Regions from separate parts of the Mus musculus genome. Here region 1 is linked to region 2. Evidence: chromatin loops called from intact Hi-C (ENCODE). Cell type or tissue: heart. All regions are shown on one strand. Links, peaks and the distances in the headings refer to the core of each region. The heading gives the core; the rest is flanking DNA. Region 1 overlaps Tnrc6b (trinucleotide repeat containing 6b). Region 2 holds the start of Tnrc6b (trinucleotide repeat containing 6b).

What was found. Hi-C counts contacts between places; a loop is a spot of excess contacts. Peaks named below come from ENCODE experiments on the same cell type or tissue, not always from the same donor. Only the 100,000 strongest peaks of a DNase experiment are listed, where the experiment ranks them.
Region 1: a loop joins it to region 2, with 7 times the contacts of the local background. A loop is called at or near these places in 15 of 42 quality-filtered maps.

What each region holds. Positions count from the first base shown.
Region 1 is chr15:80,877,232-80,893,600 of GRCm38, reverse strand. Tnrc6b (trinucleotide repeat containing 6b) reads right to left here. Exons shown (of 25, transcript NM_144812.3): 8 at 12,395-14,734; 9 at 10,499-10,657; 10 at 9,219-9,394; 11 at 6,568-6,642; 12 at 5,726-5,771; 13 at 4,446-4,582. Among named protein-coding and RNA genes, the nearest start is that of Mir5113, 55 kb to the left of the region's middle. In heart, for the core only: a CTCF peak has its summit at 9,955 (motif pointing right); no DNase peak of the experiment used is centred there.
Region 2 is chr15:80,699,307-80,715,675 of GRCm38, reverse strand. It overlaps Fam83f (family with sequence similarity 83, member F), which reads right to left. Exons shown (of 5, transcript NM_145986.2): 5 at 15,251-16,369. Tnrc6b (trinucleotide repeat containing 6b) reads right to left here and starts at 4,363. Exons shown (of 25, transcript NM_144812.3): 1 at 4,188-4,363. In heart, for the core only: CTCF peaks have their summits at 5,870 (motif pointing right), 7,326 (motif pointing left), 9,394 (motif pointing left), 11,143 (motif pointing right) and 1 weaker place; DNase peaks (open chromatin) are centred at 5,885, 8,455, 9,305 and 11,195; H3K4me3 peaks cover 953 bases; H3K27ac peaks cover 1,818 bases; H3K27me3 peaks cover 886 bases.

The sequences.
Region 1 (16,369 bases), core at 5,009-13,008, 180 kb before region 2:
AAAGTATAAATATCAGCCTAGTTATAGATATAAAATAAAGCTTAATTCCATGATTCCCAATAAATCATCATTGAGCTCATCTCTAATCTCCTAATGAGAGCAAGGGAAGCTCGGCCCTGGCGCCTCCACTTTTCTGATTTGTTTCTAGCTATAGAAAGTTCTGTCTGAGGATTGCCCTACTCCCAACAGTGTCTTACTAAGTATCTCAAGCTGGCACTGGAGGCATGCACCACCCTTCACACTGGCATCCTAAGGTTCTCTATGCTGTGTACGCTTGGCCTACTCAAGGCCTGAATTAAAGAGCTCACCAAGGGTATCTTCCCCCACACCGCCTCCTCATCCATGGACAAAGTGACCGAATTCCCCTGTGTTAACATTACACCAGAAGGGACTCTGCCGATGTTCACTAGAACCACGATTCAGTCATTCTCTATTGTTTTTTTTTTCTGTATCAGTTCAATCCTTCCTTTTGGAATTCTCAGAACTCCAAAAAGCCTTAGGCTACAGGATGTATATCATTTGCATATATCTATGACCCAAGACCATTCACTTGAAAACATCCCACAAAACATCTTCAGCAAAGACAGCAGTCAATGCCTTTGTAAACTGAGGTTATTATTCCCAGTTTAACACAGGGATAAGGTAATCTTAAAGAATTTACATAACATCATTAAGTTCCAGAACACTCAAGGCACTGTGATGGCTTAAATGATTCAAAATTAGATTAAGAGACTGCTAGAGGCAAATTAATGAACTTAAAAAGCACCAAAACTAAAAATGATTAAAAACAGAAAGTAGAAATGGCAATTAAAATATGTATATATCAGAAAAAGATCTACCACAGACATTATTTTTCCAAGGGTTGTTTAACGTACATCACTGCACCCAGCTTAGAGTCATTTATTTTATTTTTGGTTTTTCGAGACAGGGTTTCTCTATGTAGCTCACTTTGAAGAGCAGGCTGGCCTTGAACAGAGAGATCCACCTCTGTGAGCTACCACACCTAGCTAGAGTTATTTTAAACTTCAACCTTTCCTTTGATAAGAAGATTTTCAGCTTCCTGTCAAAATTCAAGGGTGTCTGAAGCTACCACATAGCATTCTGATGTTTCTGAAGTTAATATAAGCGCTGACAGCAGTCTATACAAATGCTTTCCTGTCACCCTAACATGGTACTTCAGTTCATTTTCTTGGCTCAGGTTTGCTGAAGGCAGCAATATGTGGCCTTCAAAAACATTAGATCTAGGAATTATGAAGACAGTGACTCAAAGGCTGTACACATGCCAATATCTGACTATTGTTCAAGCTTTTCAGGTATATGTGGAAGTTCTAAGATGACCTGTGTCTATGTCCTCCTAATTATTGGGGATTTATGTCCCAACCCTAGGGTTTAATTTAGAAAAGAATATAAATTTAAAATAAAAAAGTGAACTGATTGAAATGTTCTGTGATTTGGCAAAAATTATTATTATTTCTTATTATTAGAAACAGAATCTCACATTATAGCTAAGCTGGCTTCAAACTCCTGCCTCCTGATCCTTCTGCCTTGGCCTCTCAAGTACTGGGATTAAAGATATGCTACCATGTCTGGCTTAAGTTTTATCTTTTAATTATGAAGTAAATTTAATGGACTCCGTATGATAGCAGTTTGAAACAGGTGGGACCTATTGGGTAGGACATATGCACCAATCTGATACCAATGGACTTTGCAGGAATCCAACCATTACAAAGATATTGAGGAATTGTCTTTTCTTAAAAATCCAATGCCAAGCTAGAAGCTGGTCTGTTAAACTTGAGTTTACCTACTAATAGCATTAGTTATTTATGCAAGCCTGGAACCACATTTTTATTTTATATTTTATATACCTCAATATAAAATTAGCATTTGCAAAACATTGTTTTTCTCTGTTCACGTAAGCAATACATACCCATCCCGTTTAGGAAACTACATACAAGCAAACAAACAAACAAAATGCTGAAATTAAAGGAAGGAAACAGAAAAACTGCCTTATGACCCCAATCTGGAGATGACTAATCTGAATATATGCACAAAGCACAATCTACTTTAATCTGCATATGAGAAGCTGTATACAACTTGACTATGTGTGGTCTAAGTGGTCCTGCTTTACCTGAGCCTTTAATATTCATGTGAAAGTCACCACACGGAACAGAATGGATTCAACCACACACTGTGCTCTTGTGCTCTTGGGCTCATCCTGAGGTAAAAGGCACAGTGGCAAGTGAGGAGCCACAGGACCATAGCTAGGGAAGCATTAGTGTTGGAGCTGTGGCTGTAACAGCACTGATGGCCCCAGATTCCTGGGTTTCTTCACGAAACTACAACAGACCTTGTGTCCACTCAGGCTTGTAAGAGCCTGCCAGTTCTGGTGCTACTGTGTGGCCCTTGCTTAGAGGACTAATTTTGGCAACCACCAATGCTTGAGCAATAGTTACTCTTTAAAGCTTCACTATTAAAGATCTCCTTCTCTATGTAAATACTATGGTTTAATTTCTAAAGAAGACACTCAACTCCTCAGCCCCAAGAAGCCAGATTTTTTTTTTTTTTTCGAGACAGGGTTTCTCTGTATAGCCCTGGCTGTCCTGGAACTCACTTTGTAGACCAGGCTGGCCTCGAACTCAGAAATCCGCCTGCCTCTGCGTCCTCTGAGTGCTGGGATTAAAGGCGTGTGCCACCACGCCCGGCAGAAGCCAGATTTTTAAAACACTGTAACCCTTTATTACTAGTTTTACTAATTTTTGATTAGCAGATAAACTAAAGAGATTCTTGAAATACTCCTTATTATATATTCTAATGGCTTTAAGAAATTTACTTTTAGTTTACATATATGAACAGTCTGTGCTTCATGTGTATGTCTGGTGACTGCAGAAGCTAGAAGAGCATGTCTGATCCCCTGGAACAGGAGTTATAGGAGGCTGTGAGCTGCTATATGGGTGCCTGGATCTTATACAAGAACAGCAGTGCTCTTAGTTGCTTTCTGTGTCATCTCTCCAGGAAAATATATAATTTAATATTAAAAATGGCAAACGTATAATTAGATTATATTATAGTCTCATTCATAATTTCCTAAGTCAGTTATAACCAAAAATGAAAAGATAAAAGAAACAGATTTAAAGTAAATTCCATGTTGAGAAACATGAAGAGAGATGGACTATGGGCTGAAAGATGTAAAAACCTACACTTAATATCATTCTGTGCATTCAGTAATCAACAAGTTTCCCAAGACAGACAAGATGCAATAAACTGAAGACCAGGGCCAAGGTGAGGCCACAGCCAAGCAATTACAAATCTGAGAGGCCTCCTTACTTGTCTAGCAGCGAAGTTTTGGGGGTTGAGCCCTGTGCCGATTGCTCCAAGGCTGACGTTGGGTAGTGTGGAACCAGAGGGAGACAGCTTGTAGCTGGGAGAAGGGGAGAAGGGAGAGCAGGGAGCCTCATCCCCAAGGCACCCATCTTGATTGGAGAAAGGCAAAGTCAGCTGAAAGGTAGTAGGAGTTAGCCAATCACAATGAGTGTTGGTTAGTGAAGCAACAGAATGCAAGAAGGGAAAGAGAGACACACTAGGAATAAACAAAGCGAGAGTGGATTAGCAATAACCCAGGAAGAAATTTGGATCGGATAAGAATCATCACACGTTCGTTGCCCAGCGGATACCATCTGTCAACCTCTTCCATAGAGACTTTCTTTTCCTCTCCGTTAGAAACCGTTTATCCACTGCATCAGGACAAGGGTTGCCAGACACTGTTTATGAGTCTACTTCCCATTACTCTGGTGGTGTGGCTCCTGAAGCAGAAGCCAGGCAATCTTCCTATGAATATGGTGTCACCTAGACAGGCAGCAATGCTATTGGCCCAGATGTCCATGTTTTGGTTTTAAATGTCTTGTGGGGCCCAGGAACACTATAAAACAGTATTTTGAATCAATAGTTTCATTAGAAATGTTAAAAAATCAGAACAAGTAAGTAAAAATTACTTGCTTCAATCAGGAGTGAGAATTTGATTTACCTAAACACAAACCACTAGGCAAGTAGGAAAGAGAGCGAGCTTTTCCAGACCTAGCACCAATCGTAGAAGATACAAATGTTTGCACAAAGTCCAAGTTTTGTCTGTAGCTGACAAAGCGGCAGGAACAAGAAGACTGAAGAGTAAACTTATCTCTAAAGTTTCTTCTCCATGTTCTACATGCCCATGATCTCCCTCAAAACTTAGAGCTCCATCACAAAAACATTAAGGACAGATGGCTCTCGTTCCTGCCCAATCACCTGTTGACGTCAGTTACTTTCCTGTCACCACATTAATATAGGGGATATTCATGTTTTACTCTGAGTTTGTAAGTTTATGCTTTCTCTAGAATTAGCTGCTACCACAGACAAATTAAGAACACAGTGACTCTCATAAACGACTATTTGAAACAAAGCATTCAACTCACCTTCTCAAAATAAGGCCCACTGTCTGTGGTTCCCAAGTCTTTGGAATTAGGTGGACGGAACCCAGGTCGATCCTTCCTCATGATATCATTAAAATCCCCGAGATTCATTGTTCTCTTGTCCACATCAAATTTCTTATCTGAAAGGACATAAATAAAAATGTCAGGAATCAATGTCCCCTCAAGAGCCACGTGTAGCCTGGCCCGTCTGTTCTCTAGGGACCCGGGGACAAAGCCTCTCTACTCTTTGGAATGAGCCTAGGAAGAATTCTCACTGGCTCAGGGTGCTTGCTCTGTTCCTGAACCGTTTTTCAAAAATTAAATATGTATCTGCTGTAGCTTGTCTACCATGGAACACTTGAGAGACTTGAAGCCAAATTGATTAAGCCAATATTTAGGTTAAAATTGACGTGCTGGGTGAGAATACATCTTGTTCATAAAGTCAAATCTTCTCAGTGAGAGACCAGTCTGTTTTGTTATGTTAGCACTTGTTAGAGACATTGTTAGAGTTTTAAAGCAATTATGGGGAATAGAAAGATCAGAGGCACTCCTGTTGCCTAAAAATGTAAAGCTTAAGACTTTAACACAGTTGAACATTTCTACAGTACTTGCTCAAGCTTCATCTGCATGTGTGATGCAGACTTCCTCCTCCTCCCTTTCCTTAGCCCTATAAATCTGCTATATGATGACACAACTGGGTTGCAGCTCAAACTACACAGTACCACTGCTATCCAGATTGTTCCCTCTTACTCTTAGTTTGATTCCTCTTATGTTCCTCGGGGTGAGCAAAAGCATTCCTGAGAAAAATCTCACAGACGATGGGCTGACCCCTGCATTTGCTCTGGTCACAACGGAAAAGTATGACAAAGATGAAAACCTTGGGGTACAGAGAGTCAATCTGATGGTCTAGTTTACTAGTATCACAGACATATTAAAATAATCTGAATCTAGCTCCCAGTACTTGGGAAAAAAATCTGGATGCTAATAAGGGATGGTGCAGTGAAGTTTGCACTTTTCATGTAGTAGAATAAGGTTGGCTTCTGAGGTGGACATACCCTCCTCACAGTTAAACCTAGCATTTAACATTCCTTCACATTCTCCTGGAACTTCAGTCATTTGAATTTTCAACCTCTATACTGCTTTAGTGCATGAAATCTGATATAAAATAAAGCAGTTAGCATCAAGCATGTCTATCAATCTGCCTCAACCCAAGCAGGGCAGGAGATGCCAAGGGCCTGGCAGAGCCGTGAACACGTTCCCCTCCTGTTTGTAGAGACACATACCTACAGACAAATCCATTTTGCTGCTTGGGTTATCCTCAGTTTGACTCTGAACAAAACAAAGCAAACACAAGTGAGTAAGGATTAAGGGAGGATACACGTTGTACATCAGAGAAGAGGCGCTCCTGCTCATGTGAGAGCCTCATGACCATAGGCACTCCACAAGAGCCTCTGCCGTGACCTTGAAACTGGAGTGAAGGCTGTAACATTTTTGCAATCACAATTTGATGGCCATCAAGGCTTAATTAAGTGTCTAACACATGTAATTACACATGTCAATTACACATGTAAGCAACATCAGTACAGCTATGGACAGAGGACAAGTTCAACAGCTGCCTGGAGAAATAAACTGCTTCTTAAGTATGCATAGTCAAACTCCACAAGTTGTAGCTAAATGGTGATAATATCTTCTTATGACGTGTCAGTGAGCAAATCTTAAACTGTGTAGTCAAATCATTTGTCTTTTGACAACCATGACCAGATGTCTTCACAGTGTTCCCAAGAGATAAGGAAAGTAAAGACACAGCACACATTTTTCTCTACATAATGAATCCCAGTATAGTGATTCTGATTATTTTTATTTTTAAAAATGATGTGCAGACACTAGTAACAAGTGTCCATTTAAGTGTCTTTGTTGTTTCCACCTTTCCAAGAGAAAAGATACAAAGACAATTCACTTTTAATGTTGGTATATATCACTTAATAAAATAGAAATACTGTTTAGCTCAGAGGGCCAAGAACACTGTTTAACCCATATTTAAATCTGTAATTTTGTACTGTACATGTGTACTTACTATGCCTGAAATTTGAGATTATGTTTATACATGAAGAAAAATGAAACTTACCAGCAATCCCATATTTGAAAACTGTTTGGCAAGAGGATTCATCCATGAATCATTGTTTCCTCCTTTTAGTGAGCACTACAGAATGAAACACATGACCTCAGTCACAGAGCTCATCACAACCTCCCAAACTATAAACCACACTGAAAATGCAAAGCTGAGAGTTCACCTTCCTGAACCTGATAGCTTTAAATGACTAGTAAGCCCTAGGTCCAGTCATGCTTTTACTCCTACTTATCATAGTGAAGTGGAAAAACAAAGTTTACTTTTTACATGCAAAGAAGTGGTATCAGACTGTGTAAGATGTCTACATACTGCCACTGCCACCTCCCGTAGGATGCTCTTCTGTGACCCCAGCAGGCTTGTAACAGGGAAAGAATTGCTACTGGTGCATGTTGTTTGGAAAGGAGCCTGTTTGAACACAACATCACTCTGTGTGGGGGCAATGTGGAATGCATCCAGAGAGCTCTTCATATGGTTCACAGCATGGAGGCCATCAGTTCTCAGTGAGAAAGAGGCCTGGAGGAAGCCACTATCCTTGAGCTCTGGCACAGTGGAAGGCAGGGATTAATGGGATGGGGGATGAGCTTTGTGGGCCTGCACATTCTATAGGTAAACATTCCATGTGCTATGATATGTCATACTTATTATTATTGTTGGTGTTAGTTGAGACAGGATGTCCTCACTCACTAAAGCCTAGAATATCTTGAACTCTTGATCCTTTTGCCTTTTGTCTTCGAGGGTTGTGATTACAGATATGAGCCACCACAACCAGCTTGCTCCATAAATAAGTGTATATAATATTATATACTTATATACAAATATATCTATATATTACAACATTGCATATTATATCATGTTAGATACAATATATAATTATAAATAACCTTTTAATTATATAATATATAAATTAATAATTAATTATATATTATGGTGATAGATATATATTTTATTAAGATTAAAGAAGAGTCCTGGCAAGCATGAGAGATAGTGAGTTTATTAGTGCAGAGCTTTCAGCGTTAGAAGAAAACAAACTGCATGTGAGCACACTCAGTGGCACTGACCTGCATATTGAAAAATGGTTAAGATGACAATTTTTACATTTTGTGTATTTTATCACATTAAAAAAAGTCCTAGGCTGGGTGTGGTGGCGCACACCTTTAATCCCAGCACTCGGGAGGCAGAGACAGGTGGATTTCTGAGTTCGAGGCCAGCCTGGTCTACAAAGTGAGCTCCAGGACAGCCAGGGCTACACAGAGAAACTCTGTCTCAAAAAAACAAAAAACAAAAAAAACACCACCACCACCACCAACAAAAAAATGAAGTCCTTAGTACTGAAGGTCAGAACCACTGGTATCGGAATTGAAATATTCAACTTCCAATTAAGCAAATCTTGGTTGCCATTTGAGTTGGGAGGATTCAATTAGGATCTTTTACTCAATTAATTTCGATCCACTGCTAATTTGTAAATGACCAAAAGATTGCCAAAGCAGGCCAGACACCATTAGAGTACCAAGACGCTGAGCAGTGTAGTGAGACTTCTTTAGTTGCTAGAGTGGAGGAAGGAAGTCATTAGGGAAGGGGAAACCCAGGAAGAGCTCCTTCAACCAATGTCTCCACAGAAAGCAACTGTTCTATCCTACAGAAGAAATCAGGGCCTTGAAACCCACAGCTTCAGGACCAGGGTGATGGTCAGGGGATGGTCTTGTGAGAGAGTTTCAGGAATCCAAAGCCTGGGAGGATTAGAAAGCATTTCATAGGGCAGGTTTTTCAGGTTAAAATGAAGCATACAGGTGTATCTTCCTTTTTTCTACTCTGTAATGTGTGTGTGTGTGTGTGTGTGTGTGTGTGAGAGAGAGAGAGAGAGAGAAAGAGAGAGAGAGAGAAGAAGAGGAGGAAGAACAGCAGCAGCATCTGTCAAGACAGTGGTGGCTCAGGTACACACATCATGGCTACAGATGAAGAACTAGTGGTCCTATGTAGCAGCAGCAGCAGCAGCAGCAGCAGCAGCAGCAGCAGCAGAGTGCTTGCCTAGCATTCTCAGTGTTCTGGGCTCCATCCCCTGGACTGTAAAATAAGTAATAAACCACAACATTCCAAGAGGAAACTTGTTATACGGGAAAGTGAGTTGTCTGGAAGACACAGCCTGGCCCAGGACGTGAGGAAAGAATGTAGTTATAGCAGTGCTGAAAACGGGGCTTTCAGTTTACTGGGAGAAGGGCTCGGGGCCTTGGGATGAGTCAGGTAAAATCAAGACCCACTAACGACCACTGGGAAAGCCAGCTATTTGGTGTCTTTTTTACATTTTTGTGGAGATTTGCCCATAGGACTTTTTTTGTCTTAGAATCAAAAGCATAAGGCATTTTAAAAGCAGGCCTCAGGAACTGCTGAAAATAATTATAACATGGAAACCTAAACTCAATTACCTCTACCTTACAAATTTCCTTTTACTCATAGTGCCACTTCTAATTGTTCAGGATTTCAAGGTCATGGGATAGGAAGATTAGGGGACACAAGGGAAGTAGTTATTAATTTATAAGGAAATACTCGGTGACTCCAGTTGCCTCATTTCCTCCATGAACCAAGTCCCAGTTTTACCTTCTAGGATTGAGTAAGCAAACTGAAGCCTTTGTAAAGCCTTTCTAAAGCACTACCTTCATTTGTTTCTTTCCTCCTTGTCCCCAGCTTGCTGAGTTGTGGGAGGAAGTGCTTCCCTGAGAGCCGGCGGTGTTCCAGACTCCTCCGTCATCCTCCTCTTCCCAGCTAGGATGGCGAGCTCCTGTGACTGGTCCGTCACTCTCCCCCCAGCCGTCTTGCATAGATTTGGAATCTTTAAGGAAAGAGTGAATCGATTCTTTGCAGTAAATACATGTAACAAACAGAGAGATTTCTTGCAAATGCAGCATTTGAATATCTTTGCAGTTTTGTCTGTTCCATCTACACACAAGGCAAATGAATTACTCATAAAGAGAGCAGACAACAGACCTTACAATCAAGATCTTTGGACTGCTTCTATAGTTCTTCCGGGAACCAAGGAGATAAGTGTTTCAAAACTCAAAAATCTCATCCCTATTCTAAGAAATTTCAAAACTGGGTAGTGGTGCACACCTGTAATCCCAGCACTTGGGAAACTAAGGCAGGAAGATTACCATGAATCTGAGGCCAGTATCAACTATTTCAGACACTATTCAGACTATTTCAACAAAAATTGTGTCTATGTGAATGAGTGAATATGAATGTTGCATTTCATTGATAAGAAAATGGTTGCCCTTAGTGAGCATGGCAGCTGAGTGTCAAGTCTTTCTTTAGACTCCAAAATGCAGGCATTTCAAGTAGGTATGACCAAAACACAACGGTCTACCTTGGTTGGGATGAAGCAGAAATAAAAATGGGAATTAAAAACCACAAGGCCACCGGATGGCAGCAGTACATGCCTGTTAATCCTTGGACTTGGATCTCTGAGTTCGAGGCCAGCTTGGTTCTAGGACGGCCAAGGCTACACAGAAAGACTCTGTCTTAAAAAACCAACCAACCAACCAACCAACAAAAAACCCCCACAAGGCAATGGAAACTTGAAGCTTATTAGGTCCATAAACGTATTTGAAATGCATTAGGTACTGAGAAGGATCCTAGATGTGGCTTTGATAAGAAAGGAGGAAAAATGTAGAGGGCAGATGGAGAAGAAAAGACAGATAGGACAACTAGAGAGGAAGGCGCTGGAGACCAGTCTCCAGTCGGTTCTACTACCACACCCTTTTAACAAATATTGTTACTATGAAACTTGCAAGAAAACATTCATTTCCCTCCAAAAATACTGTATGGATCTGGATTTGCCTTCATGTAGAGTAGGGAGCTGGGAGTGGCTTTTCTCTGTACTACTTCCAATGACCAGGCCTATGAGACAAGTTGCCACTTGCAAACCAAGTCTACTTACTGGGTTTCATGGCATTGGGAGCGTTGGCAGGTGTGTTTCCCCAGCCTGTGGTTGATGCTCCTGCATCATCCATTTCACCCCACCCAGGACTGCTTTCATTTGGCTCACCCCAGGCTGAAGTCCCATTATCTGGAGCAGGTGGTGTGCTTTTGCTCCAGACTGCAAAAAAGAAATGTGTGTCTTTAAGGATCCATTGAATACTTTACTTAAGATCCAGTGGAGTGAAGGAGGCAGGCACAGTTATACTTTCTTGGGAGAAACAAATTCAATCTTCATGGAGAGCATTTGGTTAAGTCACTTTCCAAAGTTCCAATGTACATGACTTCTGACCCAGTAAACTCACTGCCAGGAAAATTTACCCTAAAAAAATGTACTGAAGTAATGAAATTATATGTACAGCAGTAGTCACTGTATTACTCTAGAAAAAAAATGGAATCAATTTCAATATCAGAAGGAGATGGAGCATATCAAGTGTGGATAAAGTATAACTTAAATATCTACCAGAGGAGACAGACAAAATTGAGTTCATAAAATGAGCTCCATATGAAACAATTAAGCAAAAGAACTGTCTGTGCTACAGAAAGTGTAATATATATGAAAAGAAAGATGACAGAGCTACAGGACTACTGCCTGCCTACCAGGGAAAGGCCCTGGGATCCACTTTCAGGCTCCCTGACTCTTCCCCACTAAAAAAGCTGAGAAAAAAAAAGGTAAGATGAACATTGCAGAAGTATAAGCCTTCCCTGTTAAGAAGATTTAAAGCTTAGGTATATCTGTGATCCATAAGAGCAAGGCTTATGAAGGAAACAAACTTCCACGCATTACAGTGGGAAGCCCCAGAGGCTGGAGGCTCATCCACTGTCCTTTGCTTTCCTGTACAGTTTGGAGAGTTTTCTCTGAACACAGGATCTTAAAGCACGAGGAAGTGTGACTCTGGATAAGCAGTTAAGAGTAGCCTCTATTTTTGTCCTCACTTTTTTTTTAAATACTAAAAAAAAAGAGCTAGTTAAAAACAGTCACTTTGCACATTAATTAGTGTTCCTAATTATTCTACTTTGAATGCTGGAAAACTTAACATTATGATTAATTTTAAATAAAACCAAAAATAATCTAATAACCCTGAAAGGTGCATTTTCTTAATTGGTGAGTCTTTTTTACAGGGACATTTATGCCAAACTGAGAAGAGAATTAAGCACTGTTGTAACAGTTGACTTTTGGGTATCTGACTGTCCTTAGAACATCTTTGTACGCATACTGCCTGCTACAGTCAACAATGAAGTCACTTGGAACGAGGTGGGAATGTAGCCTGAGTTAGAGCACTTGCTTAGCATGCTCAAATCTCTGGGTTTCAGCCCTAACTCTAGAAAAATAAAATAAGTTTGGAGACCCCAACTGTCCAGATACCAGCTGGATACAGCGTTGTGACAGTCTCAGGAAGAACACCAGAGTGCTCTCCTTTGCAGAGAAAGAGAAGCACAAGGGGAGGCGGCTGTTTCATAGGTAGAGCCAGGAAGGAAAGAAAGCCAGTCTTTTTCTACCTTGGTTCTTTATTTTTAAACCTAGAGTAGTTTGTTCTGCAAGACATAAGCTTATTTGGTGACTTTTTTTTTTGTTGTTGTTGTTATTTTAAAAATTATACAGGCCAATATAATTGCAGAAAAATAATTACGGCTACCAAGAGTGTTATCATCTTTTCCTTGTACCAAGAAATGACACTGTAATGTATGAGAGCAGGTGCCATCTCCAGTGCACCACAGAAAGGTTCTCAGAGCAAGAAAGCTGGAACTGGAGGAACGATTCTCAGAGTAAGTTAAATAGATGCACCTTGACAGATAGGGTGTAGACCAGGATTTCTTTTATTTCACTAGGACCTATGAGAAAAGAGTTGGTACCTACCTGATGCTGATTTCCCGGTCATTGGGGTAGGCAGGTTTGGTTCTCGAGGTGCTGGGCCCCCTTGAGAATTCTTATCCCAAAGGTTCACATTCTTGTAGTTATAACTGTTAGGGTCTCCCCAAGCTGAAGTGCCATCATCAATGTCCATTTTCCGACTAATTGACTGTGGGGATGGCTCCTCCCAACCACTGGGTTCATCATCCTTAGGGGTTGTAGGCTGGGGTCCACTGCTCCAGTTGGAATTAGAAGGTCGAACATTGCCTTGAGGTGGCGGGGGTGGGCCTCCCCATGAACCAGAAGCCTCTGGCTGTGGTGGCGGTGGCTGCTGCTGCTGTTGGTGTTGTTTATTCCAGGAATTGGGCTGTCTGCCTGTCTCATTCCATGCAGGGGATCTTTTGCAATCTTCCCACCCACCTTTTGATGCTAGGTTTGTATTCCCACCATTACCCCAAGTTCCAATTTCATTCTGTCCTCCTTCACCCCACCCAGACACAGGCTTATTGGCAGAACTTTCCCAATTATTATTTTTCACTTGATCCACCTCCTCGCCCCAACCATTCTTCCCAGAAGTCCATCCTTGGTTGGGTTGGCGCCCACCTCCCCACCCCTGATCCTTACAAGAACTCTCATTCCAAGAGGAAGGTGTCTTTTCATCTGCTCGGCCTCCTCCCCAGTTAGAAGAGTTGTTGTTCTTATAGTCATTCCAGCCTCCTGTGCTCTTGGGGTCTTTCCACTCTGTCGAGGCTGAGAGCTCCCCCCATCCAGACTTCATTTGATTGCTTTGGCTGGGTGCATCTCCCCAGCCCCCTGAGTTCTTGGTCTGTGTGGCAGCGCTCTCCCACCCCTCAGTTCCTTTGTCAGATTTCCCCTCAGGCCTTGGCACCTCTTCAATATCCCACACTGTGTCCTGCTTAATTTGAGTTTGGCCCCAGCCAGTGTTTGAGAGCACCCTAGGGTCCAAATCAGTCCGGCTCAAAAGAGTCTGCAAGACAGCCTGGCAATCAGGATGCGTGGGCCTATATGACCGACGACCAGAATTATGACTGTCACTACTTCCTGCTTTGTGGTTGCTTCCAGTGCTTTGACCTCCAACTTCACTTCCTGCGGAGCTGGAAGATCTTCCCCAACAGGGAGCCTGGGCATTGCCTTGGTTTTCAGGGAGGGGGTGGCCCTTTTGATTGTCCCATGCTCCAGTGCTAGAATTTGGTTGGTTTGGACCACTCCATTCTCCAATTTTCAACTCATCAGACCCAGTCGGCTGTTTCCATTCTCCCTGAGAGACCCCAGATGTCATTTTGTTCCCTTCACCCCATTTGTTGTCATTATTGTCCTGAGGGCCAAAGTTCCAGGACCCACCCGTAGACCTGTTATTGTTGTCCCAAGAGTCACTTTTTGACCCAGTTGGTTTTGGAACAGAAGCTCCTTTCCAGGAGTCCTCTCTGTCTTTTCCATTGTTCCCATTATTTCCAGAATTGCTTTGTCCAGAGACTGTGTCAGTTCCAGAAGGCCCCCTAGCTGCACCCCAAGACCCAACACTCCCAGTCTTTCGATCTCCAGTGCTTTGTGAAGGGGCATCAGTGCTCCTGGAGGTGTTCCCCAAGCCCATTCCAAAGGGCATTCCCTTATTTTCCATGGGGTTTGGTGAACTTAAGTTCAAGGAGTTAGTGTTTCCATTTTTTGGTCCATCAGTGTTATGAATTTGAGCCTGTTCTCTGCCAGAGACAACAAAATTAACACCCGCATTTTCCATCTTTGACTGCTGTTCCCTGGATGCCTGACCTACTGTGCTAACTTGTGCACTGGAACTACTACTTTCTGTTTCCAATGCCCCTTTTCTAGAAGTCCCTTCTTGGACCAATGCTGGCCAGGCAGATGGGTTGCTATTTGGGTTAAAGTTGCTGAAGCCAGAGCCAGGTCCAATTCTATCCTGACCACTCGTGCTCCTCCAGTTTCCTAGTCCATTGTTGCTATCTGAAGTAGAGTTGGGAGGTTGAACAGACTTAGCCTTGGGGTCAGATTTCCAGACCCCAAGATTACATTCGTTCCCAGAACTTGCAGCCTGGCATTGGCTCCCTTTGCCTTTGTTACTAGTGGTGCTTCCTGGCAGACTGCTCTTCTCAGAGCCAGGGTTCGAGGCACTGTTGTTATCGGTGGTGTTTTCGGAAGAAGATTCAGTGTCTTTGCTGGCAATACAAGGCCACTCTTCCATGTCAGACCCGTCTACAATCACCTTGTCCCAGATGTGAATTGGGTTGGGGGAGGCGCCGCTGTTGGAGGAGGCTCCCGGGCCCCAAGTGGAATTTGCATAATTTGAAGCAGCAGCACCTCCAAGGGTTGACTCTGGGAAAGAGATAATCTGTTAACCACAGCTGTACATCCGTATCATCAACACCTGGGGCTCTGACTGCTTCTGGAAAGCTTAGTGCATCCCCTAGACTAGCTTGTTTACCTAGTTGATTTTCTTGAGTGATTTTAGTACAGTATCTAACTGTGTATCCCATGCCATAGTGCCAGTGTGGAGGTCAGAGGACAATTTGTTCTCCTTCTACCATATGAGTCTTAGGGACTAAAATTTAGGTCATCAGGCCTGTGAGGAGATGCTAGAGTTTCCTCTTTGTCACTAGCTAGTGCTGCATGTGCAACATCCAACTCTGTATCCACTCTCAAAGCTACCTATTTGCCATTCTTACTGAAACAGAAGGACCTTCTTGTATCCTGAGAAAATGCAACAAGCCATGCTATGTTTCTTTAATCTATTCTAACACTCAAGGCTGGAGCGGTTTTTCTAAAATACCCCTTTGGTTCCATTACTGCTCTCTGAGAGTGTTTAACAATTCCCTAGTGCACAGAAAAACAAAACCCGTTGGTTAGCTTCATTAAGATGTTCTATGACCTAAGGCCAACCAGTCTTCCCAGTTCTACCTGTTATAACTTTCTACAAAGATGTCTACAGTCTTACTCTGGGCACCATTCAAGACTGGCACCTGCCGTTTTCTCCCCAACTCCACACAGTGAAATATATTCATCTTTTTAGACATACCTCAAGTGCCACTTTATCTAGGCAGCTACTTCTGAGCTTGTCAACTGAAAAACTGTCTGTCGCTAGGAACTGTCGGAGCTATTTCCTCAAATGGTAGCCTCTGTTCCCGTCCTTCCTTCCCCACACTGTGCTTTTCACTGTGAGCCTATCTTGCTAACGTGTGAATTCCACAGACTGGCCGGTGCATTCTGCTCAGTAAGCCTTCTCTGAATGTCCCTTAGCTAGCTCCTGAGATACTGGAGTATGCATCGGATAGGCTTAGACTCCCAAGGGGATTAAATATGATAAATCAGTACTGCACAGCATAGAGTTAAAAAAATTAGCATATCTAGTGTATATGAGGGGAAAATAATGTGTTTTAATGAAAAAATTTTCTAATTTCTGCATTAACCAATTTTTAATTAATACACATTAAAAACAACACATATAAAATGAGGAAGCACAGAATCCTAACACCTCGAGACTATGCTGGTCTTTCCTATGCTTGATGATATTCAAAGTCTAGTTGTTTTTCTTTAAAATTTGTTTTTTACTTATTTGTATGTGTGCTATGCGGTACATAAGGAGGTCAGAGGACAACTTCTGGGAGTCAGTCCTTTCTTTCCGCTATGGGTGGGGCTCAGGCATCAAGTCTGGTGGTCACCACCTTTGCCTGTTCATCTCTCTCTAGCTCTCTAGCTTAAGCTCAAAGTTTTAATAGAACCTAAAAAGGCACATTAGTTTTTAAAAAGGGACTGGAAACTCTTTGCTACTTAAACTCTTGGTGGCACATGATCTCACAAACCTGAGGCAGGAGGATCATGGGCCTGACACTAACCTAGGCTATACCTGAGATCCTGTTTCAAAAGATAAGACAGAAAAAACTCTCAAGACTTCTAATGAAACTTCTTAAGCAAACTCCCTCATGTGTATATTGCAATGTCTAGCACCGTTCA
Region 2 (16,369 bases), core at 5,209-13,208:
TAAAATAATATGAGAAGAAATGACATTAAATCTGATACAGTGTCCTGTTACTTGTACTCCTAGCTAGTCAGCAGACTAAGGATGAAGAATCACTTGAACCCAGATATTCCAGGCCAGCCTGGACAACAAAGGAGAATGCATCTTTAATAAAAACAATAAGAATGGTAAAAATCTCCAGAGAAGTGGCTGGAGAGATGGCTAAGAGATTAAGAGCACTTTGCAGCCTCCCCAGTACTCAGATGCCAGCACCCACACGGATGGTTCACAACCACCTCTGCCTAGCTTCTGGGACTCTAATGTGCTCTCTCTCTCTTCTGGTCTCTGTTGCAACATATGTACACACACACACACACACACACACATACAGAGAAATACACAGTTCCAGAGATGATAAGAATTAAAGATTAGAGCTCTCAGTTTCCCTTGTGTTTCCCTCAAAGAGATTGAGCATGTTTGGATTATAAAGATGTTTCTAGGTGAGAGAAACTGAGTTGTACAAAGGACAGTGGCTGGAATTACCTAGGTCTGGTCCTTCCACTAAGCTGAAGACACACTTAAGATCTGTTCTGTCCAATATAAGGTGCCACAAACAACACATGGCTATAGAACATTTGAAAACTGCTTTGTATGGCTTGAGACGTTTCAAGTGAAAAATACATTCTAGATTTGAAAAACTTAACATGAAAAAAAGACTTTTAAAATACCCTACTAGTACTTTTGTTTTGTTTTGTTACTGATAACATATTTAAATACTAATGTTTTGAATATATTGAAGTAAGTAAAATGTTACAAAAATCAATTTCACCCTTTCTTTTTACTTTTTAATGTGTCTACTAGAAATTTTTAAATTACATATGTGGTTCACGTTTGTGGCTTGCTTTCTATTTCTACTGGGCAGTACCAGTGCAAAGATCTGTAAATAACAGGCAAAGGCGCTTAAACTCTTTAGGCAATCAAACGCCATTGAGGATTTCCAACCTAAGTGTTTGTGGTAGATTTGGGAAGGAGCACAAAACATAAAGCAATCTTTCAGGAAGATTAGTGTGGGGGCAATGTGTAGGGGTGAAACACTAGAGGCAGTTGTCAATGTCAAAGGCAGCAAATGTCAAAGGGCAAGCCGGCTGCTGGGCTGGAACCTATACAAGGTCTCTAGAATCAACATGCTGCAGAGAGGAGAGAGAAATCAAGAGCAGCTGAGACAGAGAAGAGTAACAGGTGCAACGCTAGGCCAGCCTGCACAACCCAACCAGGGTGTAATGCGTTCAGTCCAAAGCTCCACACAGTGATTTCAGACCTATCTTTATGTGGAAAGCTCTCTTAAGAGTGGCATCAAATCTCAGACACTCTCGGGAGGGAGGGAGGCAGCCAAGGCTACAAGAAATTTAAAAATAACAATAAATACTAAGAGTAAAAGTCAAATTCATAACATAGTCAACAAATATTTTCCAGGAGTCTGCTGTATACCTGACACTTGAACAGGCTCTGGCATTCATGGCGAACAAAACAGACATGGCCCTGAATCACAGGCTGATAACTACAAAAATAAAAAGGAGCTCTAAGAGACCTGAGTGGGAATAAGGAACGAGTGGACAGAGACAGAAAGGAAAAGTCTTCAGAAGCTGGACGCTGTGGCTTACTCCTATAATCCTAGCATTCAAGAGGCTAAGGCAGGCCAAGAGTTCAAGTCCAGCCTGGGCAACATAATGAACTCCAGGGTATCCTGGTCCAGAGTGAGATCTCAAAACAAAACAAAACAACACCCCAAAAGGGAGAAGGTGATGGACTGACTCTTTTGAGGTGGCAAAGATCTGTAATTCCTCCACTGGGGAAGTCAAGACACAAGGATCACGAGTATGAGACCAGGTGGGCCACATAACAAGACCTAAGGAAGAAAGAAATGTAAAAATTCAAACAAAAACAGAGCTTTGCAGTACTATGTACAATGAGTATGTCAATTAAAAAAAAACAAAGATTGGACGTATTTTATTAAAGGTGCTTAGTTCTAAAACAAGAATAGTCTCGATTTAACATTTCAGTCTTAAGCCGGGTTCAGGCAGTGAAGTCAGTGGATTCTCCTTTCCTCCCTTTCTCTGCTTCTCGGTGGTCTTTATGCGTCTCTCCCTCTGGATGATTCAGTAGGTGAAAATAAGACAAAACACCAAAGACAAAACACCAAAGAGACCTGAGATTAAACCTAGCTGCATGGCTCTTGGGAGCCCTGTCCTCATCCCTCCCACAATGACAGTTTCTGCCCTACAGGCTTCAAGCAAGGATTTAAAAATCTACAGAGAGGAAGACATACACAGCGTAAGCATACAATGAACAGTAGCCAGTACTAACAGGGAGCAAAAGTATTGTTTTGATTCTAAAACATTTTAAAAACCCTGTCTCATAAGACAAAAATAAAAACCAAAAACCATTTAAGAGTTTCTGTTTGGCCAGGCATGGTGGCGCACGCCTTTAATCCCAGCACTCGGGAGGCAGAGGCAGGCGGGTTTCTGAGTTCGAGGCCAGCCTGGTCTACAAAGTGAGTTCCAGGACAGCCAGGGCTATACAGAGAAACCCTGTCTCGAAAAACAAAAAACAACAACAAAAAAAGAGTTTCTGTTTGTAGGGAAGATTTCAAGGATATGATGGGTTAAAAGAGCCATGTAGCATGGACAGTTTATTTTGTTTTGTTTTCTTTACTCCTTTAAGTACTATCAGAAACTACATACTCAGACAATCAAGTTTAAGACAAGCCCTTAAAAACAGTGAAGAACAAGCTGAGCCTCTTTAATTCAGCATTCAGGAAAGAGGCAGGTGGTGGATCTCTGTAAGTTCCAGACCAGCCTGGTCTACAAAGCAGTTCGAGGCCAGCGGAGGCTACATGATGAGACCTTGTCTCAAAAACAAAACAAAACAAAACAAAACACACAGAGGCATGCATCCCAAGTGGGACAAACCAGTCTAATCTGTATTCTGGATACTGGTTATCCAGTATATGCCTACCTGTAGAGACTACTACTACACTGATATCCCTCCCACTTACTACATCGATACTCATGCTATACAAGTGTCTCCATGCTCTGCTCTTTAAGGAGCGTTCAAAACCCACGGCGAACACATAGTTTTAAAGTCAAGAACTGAAATCTCCCACAAGCGAAGAGAAACATTTCACAAAAGGCTAGGATGTGTGATTTTTGTACAGCTTACTGCTATGTTTAACTGTGAAGGAGGTACAAATGATGTTTTTATTCACGGAGTCTTGGTTGGTACTCTTTATTCAGAATCCAAGCAGCCCAAAGACACAGGAGAAAGCTTGAAGCTCAAAGTCTCAGACGGGTGACCTGCGTCCAAGACTAAGGATGGATGAGACGGCTGCTGTTCTTGGGTGTCGTGATAGCCACTGTAGTGAATTTCACTGGACCAGATATTTATTTAGCCATCATGGACTAACAAATCCGTTAGTTTGGAATTAAAGGGCACCTTACCAGCATTAGGTAGCAAACCCTTCCCAAGGCTCTTTCCAAATCTGTCATCCCTCCGCCCCTCGCCCCTCGTCTGTTTCCTCATCCAAAGTGAGCATCGCCTCGCCACAGCACCCCACCCCCGACCGCACGCAGCTCTCGCGGGATGCCCGTGGAACCTCGCTATCGGGGTCCAGCACATAAGCCTGCACGCCCGCCGCGCGGGGACACCGGATGCTCGCGCCCCACCGCCTGGCATTTGCAGCTCAGAGGGCCCTAGGCGACACGAAGCGCTCGGACAGCCACCGGCCCACCCGGAAGCCCTTTCCTCCGCTCACACCTGCAGGCGCGTGACGCCGGTCTGTCCCGGCCCCAATACTTGGGGACACCAAGGCCCTCGCGACCGACGTGACCGCGCGTCCCTCACACACCCCTCCCCCGCCTCACGTCTGCACATTGCGATCCCACAGCGCGCCCCGGGCAAGCGCCCCGGCCCGCCGCGGCCCACTCGGGTCGCGCGCGCTCTCTCCACCCGCCCCCCCCAACCCGCCCCTCCCGCCCGGCTCGCTCCCGTCGCGCGCGCGCGCGCGCGAGGACACGCACACGCTGCACCTCAGCGGGCCGTGCCGCGCGCCCCCGAGGGCGTCCTCAGTCGCCCACCCTGGGTCGCCCCGCTCCGCTCCGCCTGGCGGCTCCCGAGAAAGGAGCAGGCCCGCGCGGCCCACGATCCTCACTCACCGCTGAGCCGCGCCGGCTCCGAGTGCGCGGCGTTCCGCTGTGGAGCCCAGCGGTGACCGCGGTCTCCGCTCCTCCGCAAGCTGTGGAGGCGTCGTCGCGGGGAGGCTGAGAGGCGAGGGGGGTCACGGTCGCTCGCTTCACCTTGCCGAAGCTCGGGGACCCCAGAAACTAAAAACAAAATAAACAAACTTTCCCCTCCGCCTCCCTCCCCCAAAACCACAACACAAACACTCTGGCGCCCGCCCACAGCCCCACTCCATTGGCCGCAGGCAGGATGCCTCTAGCTTTCACTGGTTAGCTTTCGTGCCCGTCAAGCCGCTGGTCCTCCTCCCTTAAGTCCTCGCCGCTGCCGTCTCCCCTCATTGGCTAAGTGCTTCCCGTTTGCCGAGCTGGGATTGGCTGAGCGGCCTGCGCCAATCATGAGGGGACACACCCCCTCAGCATCCCAGAGGCCGCTTCCTCGGTCGCGGACCCAGAGAGACGAAGGGGAAACTAGAGCATGATGGCGGCCGAGATCACCTAGCGCAGTCATCTCTTCCCCCTTTTTTAGCTCACTAATGCCTCTCTCAGGGGCTGTTTCCCCCAAGCTCCTTTCACCATTCGAGACTGCACTAATAACGGAATCTATACGTGCAGGCTCCTTGATTTATCCCCTCCGAATTGCTGAGTGTGGGTTGGTTGTGCGTCATTGGACTGTCAGGGTGTCGCTCCCAAGTCACATCCTTAAGCTATTGGTGGATCAGCCAGAAAGCGGCCAACAACAAGGGCCCATGCCATTGGTTTGATTCCACTGTTTCCCCCACCCCCCTACCCCGGCCTCTTATTGGGCACTTCCGTGTTGTCCGTCAGATCCGGATTCTCCACACTACGTTTTGGCTGAGGAGCGGGGCATCTTTAGTCATTGAAAGTTGACAGTGATAACTACTATCATTTATTGTATTTTATTCCAAATACGGTCCCCAATTCTTTACAGAAACTATTCTGATTAAACAGTAATTTTACAGGAAGCAAAGCCAAAAGAGGTTAAGAGACTTATCCAAGGTCACCCATTTAGAAAGAAGTTTTGGGACATAAGGTGGTTTCTAGGCCTGTCTGACTCGTTTCTATACATGCCTTAGTATCTCTGAATAGTATCCGTCCGTCAACCCAGTATCTTAAAACTGTTTCCTTCAGAACCTAAATTACTCAGTTTCTGGCAATTAGAAACCTTGTCATTAACATTATTGGAGACTAACTTTAGAAAGATTGTCATCATATCCTCCTAGGCACCATTCTTCCCTGTTCTAAGTTAAACAGTATATTTTTCCTGACAAGAAGCACGTATAAAATCTATATTCTGTTTCTTTGTCTTTGTAAATGGTCATTTTTTTACCATACTTATGTGCCCAAGCAACACTCATACACACCTCTGACCATCTTTAGCTTGTTCCTTTGAAAGAATAAAGAATTCGAAATTAGGAGAAATTAAGTCTAGAGTGAGATAAAGAATCCATCCCTTTAGAAATAATTGATTGCATGCAAATGGAACAGTCCTCTGCCTCCAGGAAAGCTTCCAGAGCCGCTGATGTCGAGCAAGCCATGTGTGTTCTCCTGGCTTCTGGCCACAGGATTCTTTCTCTGTGACAGCTTTAATGGAAGCGACTCCACATTTCAGCCAGGGGAGGGCAGAATGCTTAAGACCCACTGCCAGAGTACCAGCCTCCAGCCTCTGGGACCGAAACGATCTCCAGGAACCTATGCTGGACTCTAACCCACATCTGGGCATGTTAGCGTATTACCATCCCAAATCCCTGTCCCTTGTAGGTGAGGGGGTTCATAGCCCTTGTTCCCCTTCCCTATCCAAGCTGTTGTGTAATCTCACTGGCACTGGCTTAACAATGAAACAGCCATTGTAACACAGCAGTAGGCTCAGCACTTACACCCTTCCAGCAGAGGAAGACAAGGTATTTCACAAACATCAACTAAGAGCAAATGGCAGGTATTCCTAGGATAATTCAAGGGCAGGAGAGAAATCATAAGTCAAAGTCTAATAAAGGACCTAAAGAGGTGAAATCTGATGACTCCAAGCACAGAGTTCACACTAGCGTTCAAAACAGAGATCAGAAACCAGAAAACACAGTGAGAAATGTCAAGGGTTCAGACCTTCCCAGCCTTCAGAGTTGATTGTTTTTATGTTACTTAAAAATATTTACTTCTATGTTTATTCACATGTATGTGCATTTGTATCTATGTTGAGTGTGTGTGTGTGTGTGTGTGTGTGTGTGTTGCCATGGAAGCCAGAAGATGACTCTGGGTGTCCTGGAACTGGAATAGAGTCCATTATGAACGGCCTCCAGCACTGATGTTGAGAATCAGACTCAGGTCCTCTGGAAACACAGCAAATGTTTTTTAACCGCTAAGCCACTGTCTCCATCACCTCAGTCTTAATCCTCAAGATAATGGTTGGTTTTCTATGAATTATTGGGCAAATCCCTGTTGTAAGTTCTTTGAAATAGTTTTCTTTCTTCATCTTGTGTCCCTTGATATCGATCTGTCTATAAAAGATTCCCCCCAATAACTTATTGTTCAGTAATTACATAGTGAGTTTATTAAGAACTTTCCTAAGGTCCAAGGGTGGCTCCACAGATTAAAAAAAGAAAATCTCCTTTGTGCCAGGGCCCTCACTGTTGTGGAGTAGGCAGCAGGTAAAGCAATCACAGTGAACTGCTGGAGACTGTGTCCTGGGAGAACGCCGAAGGACTGGGGACCCAGTCTGGGAAGGATGTGGTTCTTGACTTTCAAGTAGAAGTTACATCTATAAGAACTACGAGACATATGCGGTTAGCCAGGGAGAGATTGGTGACAGGTGGTGACCTGGTAAGGAGAGGAAGAGGATCAGGAAAACCATAGGAACATCGAGGAGTAGCCCCAACTCTGCTCTTCCTATAATCCATGTCTTTGCTGTTTCCATATAAGATTGCTTTTCTGACAACAATATTAATGTTGAAAAGCTCAGTATAAGGATATAGACTTGTGAGCTGGTTGAAGACGGCTCAGCGGGTAAGAGCACTGACTGCTCTTCTGAAGGTCCTGAGTTCAAATCCCAGCAATCACATCGTGGCTCACAACCATCTGTAATGGGATCTGACGCCCTCTTCTGGTGCATCTGAAGACAGCCTCAGTGTATTTATTTATTTATGGAGTGAGCAGGGACTGAGTGAATGGGGCCAACCGGAGCAAGCAGAGGTCCTAAAAATTCAATTCCCAACAACCACATAAAGGCTCACAACCATCTGTACAGCTACAGTGTACTCATATACATAAAATAAATCTTAAAAAAAAAAAAGGACATCAACCTGTAATCCTAGCATCCAGAAGGGGGTGGGTAGAGTTCAGAGCCAGCCTAGGATATATAGTAAGACTTGGGTCTAAGAAAAAAGAAATCTAAAAAGTAGTACTGAGTAAATGGAACATTTGTTCAAGTCAACACTACAGAATGTTTTAAAGTAGGAAATAAACATTTCCCACAATGCTATCCTATAGCCTCCCGCTCACAGAGGAGTGTGCCTTCCTGCAGACTTTCAGGAATAGAAAAACACAGGTTTCATCCTCCAGCAAACAGTGGAATGTGATGGATGCAGTCTTGTCTGGGAGCTGAGATCCCTCATTCCCGCAAACTACGGCCTTGGCCAGAATTTCTCCTCCTATCCTATACAGCTAGGAAGGAAGCCAACAAATCAATAACATATTTATGATGGGAGGCAAAGGTTTCAAATTCCTACTGGAGTCAACGTCAGGATTTATAGGCTTGCTAGGCCTGGTGGGACAGTAAAGCTAATGAATTGGTCCAAGGTGTTTTCTGAGCTCCCTCACTGTCATTGCCAGCGGCTTCCTAGCAAGCTTTGGTGATGGCAGAATCAACTGGAATCCAGAAAGGCAGTCCAGGCTAGCATATTCTCTTCATTTCCTCTCAGGATGCCACTTGGAGAAAATGCTCTTTAGTTTGCTCAAACCCACCCAGATTTGAAGGCAAAAAGAATCCTCAAGCCGCTGCACATTTGTACACTGGCCACGTGCACCGTGTTCTTGGAGCCCTGTACTATTCTGGGAGCTTTGTATATGGTGTTCTGTAAGTTGGCTTTCTGCTGGAGGAGAAGGCAGATTTAATGAGTGATAGCCGCCTTGGATGGCTACCAAAAGCTTCCCAGCCATTCCCCAGCAACAGACTTCCTTTATCTCCCTTGAGAGACTGTGCTTCGGTCTCTGCCCTTAGCCTGGACAAGAGCCAAACCAATAGGAAATTTTGCAAAGGATTCTGCAATGACCCATAGGCCTGGGGCAGTTCTAGCCAGCTGGATCGATTCCAGTTCTGACTTCTGCGGCACAAGCGAACACCCTCCATACTCTGGCCTTTCAATGCTCTGAGACTTTTGGCAAGATGTGTAAAAGAGTTTGTTAATTCTTAAAGCTCGTAGCAATGAGGTGATCCCCGTAAGGGATCCTAACCCAAAAGTCAAGGTGACAGCTGACAGCTGATGCTGGAGCATGGCTGTGTTGGTGACCAATAACCAGGAGCAATGGGGTAGGGGGGAACAAGCTGGAGGGTGTAGATGACAGAGGACATGCTCACAGGCTTTTATTACATGTGTGGTAGCATTTATTATGCAACAAAAGCCCTCGAGATAGACGCTGTGTCACTTCCAAATCACCTGTAGGTTTTTATGACTGCGTTTCCTGAAAAGCAACTCCGCTGAGCAGTGGACGTTTGACCCTTTTGGTGTGTTCGCCGCTTCTAAGACACAAAAGAGCAGTTCACACACACCCCTCCCCCACCCCACCCCCCCCATCCTGTCGTTGACACACGCTGTATGTTAGACACTGTACTGCGGGCTTTGCTTGGATTACAGCGGTCAATCTTTCCCACAATAGCAGTTCTCACTTTCCAGATAGAAAAATAGAGGTTAGCCAATTTGTTCCAGGTTACCACAGGGAGCAGCTGAAACTAGGCAGTCTGACTCAAAACGAGTGAGCTCTTGCTCATGAAGCTACGGTGACCAGAGAACTCGCGTGCCGCTGGAGAGATAAGTCCCTACTGGAACAGTTGACTGGACCCATCCACCCCCAACCCCCACCGCAGCCCTAACTCCCAGTCACCCTGTTGTTTCCCTACAAACTCAGGTGAAAAAGGCAGGCATCTTCCTGGCTAAGTTACGCCCCCTGGTGGCCTTTCCTTGCATTCCAACTGGGACCTGATTTTCTTCTTCAAAGATCCTTCCTTCCCTCCGGGCCCTCGTCCCAACTTCTTAGATAATAAATAGCCTGTGGCTCTCTCCACCTCGGTCACTGTACCCTCCTTCTCTAGCTCAGGATTTCATTAATTCGACTGAAGCCGGTTTCTCTAAGCTCTTCTCTAACCTGTTTTGTGGCCAAGATCCAAGAGACTTTCCCAGGCCCGTTTCCATGACTCCCCCACTACGTTTTACTCTGAGATTTCGCTCTTTCTTTGCTTCCCAAAATAGCCAGCCTCCCTCCTACCTCCACAACTGTTCATGAACTTCCCTTGCCATCTCTTTCTGTAGGCCCTTTCCAAGGACCTGCGTGTTCTTCAGGCTTTTCATGGGGAAGCGCTAGGTCCTTATCCTTCCTTCGCCTCTAAGGCCACTAGCCTCTTTGTGCAGGAATACATGTATTAAGTCCGATCTGTTACTCTTGACCCTAAGACAATGATACGACCTAACGTTTTTTAATTTTTAAATACAGGGTCTCAGCTGGGCAGTGGTGGCGCATGCCTTTAATCCCAGTACTTGGGAGGCAGGGACAGGCAGATTTCTGAGTTCGAGGCCAGCCTGGTCTACAGAGTGAGTTCCAGGACAGCCAGGGCTATACGGAGAAACCCTGTCTCAAGAAAACAAAAAACAAAAAACATGGTCTCATGTATCCCAAGATGCCCTTGATTCCTTTTGTAGCTACTAAGAATGACCTTGAACAACTTCTTCTTCTTCTTCTTCTTCTTCTTCTTCTTCTTCTTCTTCTTCTTCTTCTTCTTCTTCTTCTTTTTCAGTTTTTCGAGACAGGGTTTCTCTGTATAGCCCTGGCTGTCCTGGACTTCTGATCTTCTTGTCTACTGCCTGAGTACTGAGATTATGTGCGCGAGCCATCATGTCCAGTTTATGAAGTGCTAGGGGGGTCAAACCCAAGGCTCCATGCATGGCAGGCAAGCACTCCACCAAGCTTCATCTCTAGCTCAAATATAACATTTTAAAGCAAAGATTTCTGCCAGTCATGGTTGCCTACATAATTTATAAGGCTGGTATGGACGGAAAACTCAAGGATTCTTATTTTAAAATTATTAAGATTTCCAAGATGGGGTACTAGCAGAATATTAAATATGGACACAGCTTGAGTTTTTACATTTTTATTTAGAACTTTTTTTGTCTTAGTTACATATATGTATATGCAGGTGCATGTGCCTGCAGTGGCCGGACGAAGGGCTCCGAGCCCCTGGAGCTGTAGTTACGGTGGCTGGGAGTTGCCTGATGTGGGGGCTGGAAATCAACCTTGACTCTTCTGGAAGAGCAGCCACTGCCCCAGCCCTGAGATTTCACAGTTTTAAATGACTAAAAGAATCATAATACTAACACGTCTTGGGCATTCTCGACAAGTACGTGAGGACATCTCCAGTACCCATGAGTTTTATAGAAACTCAACTGTGAACACTTATTTATGTATGGTGTGTGGCTGCTTCAGTGTCACTCTGAGGTCAGGACAGGCACCACATGTCTCAAAAGCCTAAAACTTCTTTTTTTTTTTTTTAAATGTGGAACACATTTTCACTATGCAGACTGGCAACAATCCTCTCTGCTTCGGCCTCTCAAGTAATGGGATTAGAAGTGTGCACAGTCAGGTTTGGTCAAAGGTCAGAGTGCTTACTCCTCTGACCCTTTGCACACAGAGATGGATGCTGCAAGCTGGGAGCTGGCCACAAGGTGTCAGCCGTTCTCCACCAATGCCTCTATCCACGCAGGCTCCTCAGGACTCCTGGGGAAGGCTGGAGGCTCCTCCCAGTATAGTAGCTGTGAGGGTAATCAGGCAGCCACTGGCAGAGAAGATCGGTGAACACACCTGAGGGAGCTTGAAGTTTATTGGAGGAGTAGGGGTGGGGGGTAGAGTGGCATGGCGAGGGAGGGGGGGATGGGGGGGGAGAATGCCGAGCTGGTGTGTCACCGAGTTGGCTGGCTTCTCCACAGTATAGAAGCCTAGCTTTTGTTTAAGCTGTATTTTGTACTTATAGAATTCTCTCCAGACAAGAAGTTTTTTTTTTTTTTTTAAAGATTTATTTTTTATTTATTATATGTAAGTACACTATAGCTGTCTTCAGACACTCCAGAAGAGGGCGTCAGATCTTGTTACAGATGGTTGTGAGCCACCATGTGGTTGCTGGGATTTGAACTCTGGACCTTCGGAAGAGCAGTCGGGTGCTCTTACCCACTGAGCCATCTCACCAGCCCCCGACAAGAAGTTAAAATTATCCATCTCACCCAAAACTATCACTCTAGAAAAGTGAGATTTTTTTTCAGGAGACCAACTACGCTGGCTGCCTTCTGAGGTGGGGGCATGATACACATGGAGAGCACAGGTCCCTGTCCAACTGAGTGACTTCAGCAGGCTTTCTCTTCCCTACTTTCAGAATCTGGGCCTTGAAACTCGCTCCAGGTGAACGAGTACTGAGTCCAGTGTGCAGCCAAGAACCATCAATTTGACTAACTGCCAGGGTAGGCAGGTGCACAGGAGAGTCTATCAGAAAATACTTGTGGCAGCTCCAAGCCTGTAGCTTCTTATGCTACATGCTTTGCCCCAGGTGGGTGTTCTCCATGTGACATATAAGGAAACCCACATTCTACAGGCCAGCTGGGCCCTTAGCAGACAGTGCCTGGGCCAACCTATTCTACTTCATGTCCCACAAAAGACACCACAAACAGCACAAATCCACTTGGCTTTCATTTCTTTTTCTTTTTTGTTGTTGTTTTCGAGACAGTCTTTTTCTGTAGCTCTGGCAGTCCCGGAACTCACTCTGTGGACCAGGCTGACCTCGAACTCACAGAGGTCTGCCTCCCTTTGCCTCCCAAGTGCTGGGATTAAAGGCGTTCATCACCATCACCTGGCTTGAGCCACTCTGCTTTCAAACATTGCCTTCTTCTGTCTCCCTGGGTCCCCACGCCTGGCACCCAGGAACCATCTACTTACTAAACAATTCACTGCAGACAAGCAGTGAGCTGCCTTTCCTTATCAACTCTCCTAAGCTCCAGGCCATATCCAAGGGAGTCAAAGCTGCTGATGGGGAAATTTAAACCATAAAGCAAGATTCTTGGCATACAATGGATTTTCCCCTTTTAGAGCCACGGGCACCGTGGGCATGCCTTCTGTTCTTGTCTTTTGTGCTTCTCCTCCTGCAGGCTCCCACATGTTTGCTGGCTTCCATGGCAGGTCCTAGCTTATCTCCGATGACATAGGCTCCTGTTCCCAGAGCTGCTTTTGGGTATCTTTAGACACTGCTGTAGTTTCTAACCACTTTCCTGGATAAAAATTTCTGTCCGAATGGCCTTTGTGGAAAGGCAGAGATACAGTGCACTAACTAGAATGTCCCCATGACTGGACCCCAGCCATGACTTTACAGGAACTTTGTACTAACCTGCCAATCTCAAGGTCCTTCTTAGCTTCCCTTTGAAAGGACACGGATATGTATATGTGAGTGATGACGTCCATATATACACTGTGTGTGTGTGTATATATGGAGATTTAAAGAATAACTTTTGGGAGTTGGTTCTTTTTCACCCTTAGTTCTGGAATTGAACCTAGGTCACCATCCTTGTACAGCAAGTGACTTTATCCACTGACCAATCTTGCTGGCCCCTGCTGTCCAATTTTCAACCTTTAGCCAACAGATACTGAGAGGATACTGTGCTTACGGCACTGAGCGAGCCAGACAGACTTGGTCTTTGCACTCAGAGCCTGGCCAAGGAAGAATGGGCTCGCATCATGCCAGACAGCAGAGCATGTTATCTGGAAGCAGTGTTGTCCCTGCTTCACAGCTGGGAAGGTAGGCAGAAGCATTGACGGGAGGGGTGGAAGGCTGGGGTTAATTCTGTGAGGCTGGTGCGTCGTCCTGCAATTACTTCGCGTGTGAGTGCACTTGTGTCTCTGCACCCACTGCCCCTCGCTCTTCTCTAGAGTGCATTCTTTCCACCTAGATCAGGCTCCACTCATTGAGCTTAGGGTGCCGTTTGGAAGCAAACCTTGTGCCTCTGGAAAATCAGTACAGGTGATTCATGCCAGCCACTGGGCCCCATAGGCAAGAGGAGCTGAGTGTAGGGAATGCCAGGCGAGAAACCACAGCCATGGCACAGACAGGGCTTATTAGCTGCAGAAGGGCACCTTGTCCTGTTTACTCAGATTACGGCCATGACAGCTGGATAGGAATTCCCACCCTGCCTCATTTGAGTTTGAAGGTTCTCTTGCTGTCCGCTCTGGCTCTTTTTTTGGGGGGGGCACTCCAGGGCACACAGAAGTATGTCCCATGGTGCTTTCTATGGCTGAGACAGAAAAAAAAAGGGGGGGGGGGACAGATTGGGAGGAAATCTGACAGAGAGCTAAGTGAAAGAAGGCAGATGTGTGCACATAAACACACCTGTTCTGAGGAGATGGAGACAGTGAAGTGTTAACCAAGGTAACTAGGAGAGAGGGGGAAGTTGCCCCAGGATGGAAAAATCTTACGCAAGTCAGCCAACCTCAGAGCCACAGAACCATGCCAAGGCTACACAAGGTAAACTGGGTGTGGCAGCACGCACCTGTAACCCCAGGATTCAGGAGAATAGGAGTGGCAGTTGGAGGTCAGCCTGGGCCACATCCTATAGCACACAGCACAGCCCCTCCCCAAACAGACGCTGCAGTGCTGGCCACTGCTGACTGTGATGTGGGGCTTGGGGCTCGTGGCCTTCACTTGGACTCACTCCTGAACTCCTCTTTCAAAGCTTCATGACTGGAGTGAGAGAAATGCAGCACGGTAGGGAAGAGCACTCTCCCTCTGCCTGCCTGTCCAGGAGGCCTGATCCAGGGACAGGGTGAGAGAGGGTAGCGTCACTCACTCACTGGGAAGAGAGATGGCCTGAGCAGACTGGCTTGGAGCAGCTCTTTCTCCTAGTCTCAGGCCACCACTCTACATGGAGTCTCATTTCTTTCTGTTGGGGTACACTGTGTGAAATTGTCTCTGTCCTTCCTCACCTACCCAAGGCATTCTCTGATTGGCTTTAATAAAAATCTGATGGCTAATTAGCTAGGCAGGAAGTTGAAGGTAGGACTTCCTGGGAAGGAGAAAGGAACTATGAGAAAGAGGAGGAGAAAAGCCCTTTAGCCAGGAGACATGGAGTCGGCAGATGTGATTACAAGCCTGGAAGATATAGCCAGCCACATGGCTGCATGGGCTTTGAAATACTAAAAGGTCTCTGTGTGGCTATTTGGGGAAAAGCTGGGGGTTAAGAAATAATTGCCACCTATCAATTTTCAGAATTTATATATAGAGTATTAATAATCTATAATTGGCACCCAAAGAGGCACCATTTGTAAATGTTTAGTCCGGTTCTTCCTCTCAGCTCCATGCTCCCAGAAATAAGACTCAGACTCAAAATATATTTGTAAATACCCTGGCCATATAGCTAGCTAGGCTTTACTCTTATTACATCATAAATTATCCCATTTATTTTAACCTACATTCTCCCACGTGGCTGGTTATCTGTGCTTAGGTACCATGTGTCTGTCTCATCACATCTTCCCTGGTACCTCTCCTGTGCCTGGCTCTGTCCCAGAATTCTTTCTGCCTCCTGGATGTCCTACCTCCTATCATTTTCTATAGGTTTTTTTAGTTGGCAGGTGACACATCCATCCATACACTACATTCTCTCTACATCGTTCCCCATGGTTGAAGTATCTTGTATCCCACATCTTCAAGGTGACCACCACAGTAGAGGCTTCCCACATCACCCAGGCCTCCCTGCCACTCCTCCAGAATAAGCACACACCACACTGCCAGCCTTGTATCAGGAAGCACTTACCAGAAGTGTTTAATCCTCACAAAGGCTTGGGAAGCCACGGTGGGGCTAACCTTGGGGTGGACAGAGGGGACTATGGACTGAGGCCATCCATTATTTTCCTTCTCCCTCCCCACCAGCAGGGAGGCCAGATACAGGAACAGGCCGCCACGTGTTGCCCACTGTAGTCCACAATGCCTCCTCCCTGCCTCTCACCGGCTGCCTCTGCAGATGCCCCTGTCCCTCCCTGGTACTAGTGGTGCCCAAGGTCTTTTCAGAAAGGAAAGAGAGAAGATCTTGGCTTGGAGGCCTAGAAGGGCTTCATTGTGGCCTTCTGCCCCTCTGTCATTCTGCCTGTTCAGGAGGGTTGACCAGAGTCTACAGTCGGAGATGTCTATGTCACACTCACTCTCCCTCAGCCTGGACAGGTCACTGTAAGGGGAGGTGGCTGCTTGTCCTGGAACTTAAGCCAACCTGACTTAGAGAAACGGAGGCTTCTGAGAACAGCTTGCAATTCTGAAAGAGGCTATGGCTAGTCTTTGGCTGAAGTTTCATGAAGGAAGCCCTAGTGGGTAATGGGGGGTGGGCTGGGAGGAACCACAAATGTTCATGTCCTGAGGGCCCATCCTCCTCCCACCCTCCACAGGGTCTGTAAACAAAAGCCTACTGAAAGGAGCAGGCCCGAGAAAGGCACTCTACAAGCTCTAGCTTTCAACAGCACCATCCAGGGAATCCCAGGGCACTCAGGCAGGCTACAGTGTAGAAAGGAAAGGGGTTCTTTGCCAGCACTGTCAGATCCTGCCACAGGCTGGAGGGAGGCAGAAGTATTCCTATCCCCACCACAATTCCAGTAGCAGACTAGTTCAGGAGCCATCAGAAATGAGCGTCTGAAGACCATAATAGACAATATTCCAGCCATTCCAGCTGCATAGTCCACCTGGAGCAAGACTGGCTCAGAGTCCCACCTTCTTCCATTTTTCCCACCAACCTCTGGGATATGGAGAACTAGACAGCACCAGATGTCCAAGAAGAAGGCAAAGTGGCTGGGGCTGCTTTGGACATTCTGTCCTACCAAGGCAGAAAGAATGGCCCTTGTCCCACCCGAGGACCTGTAAGGAGGGC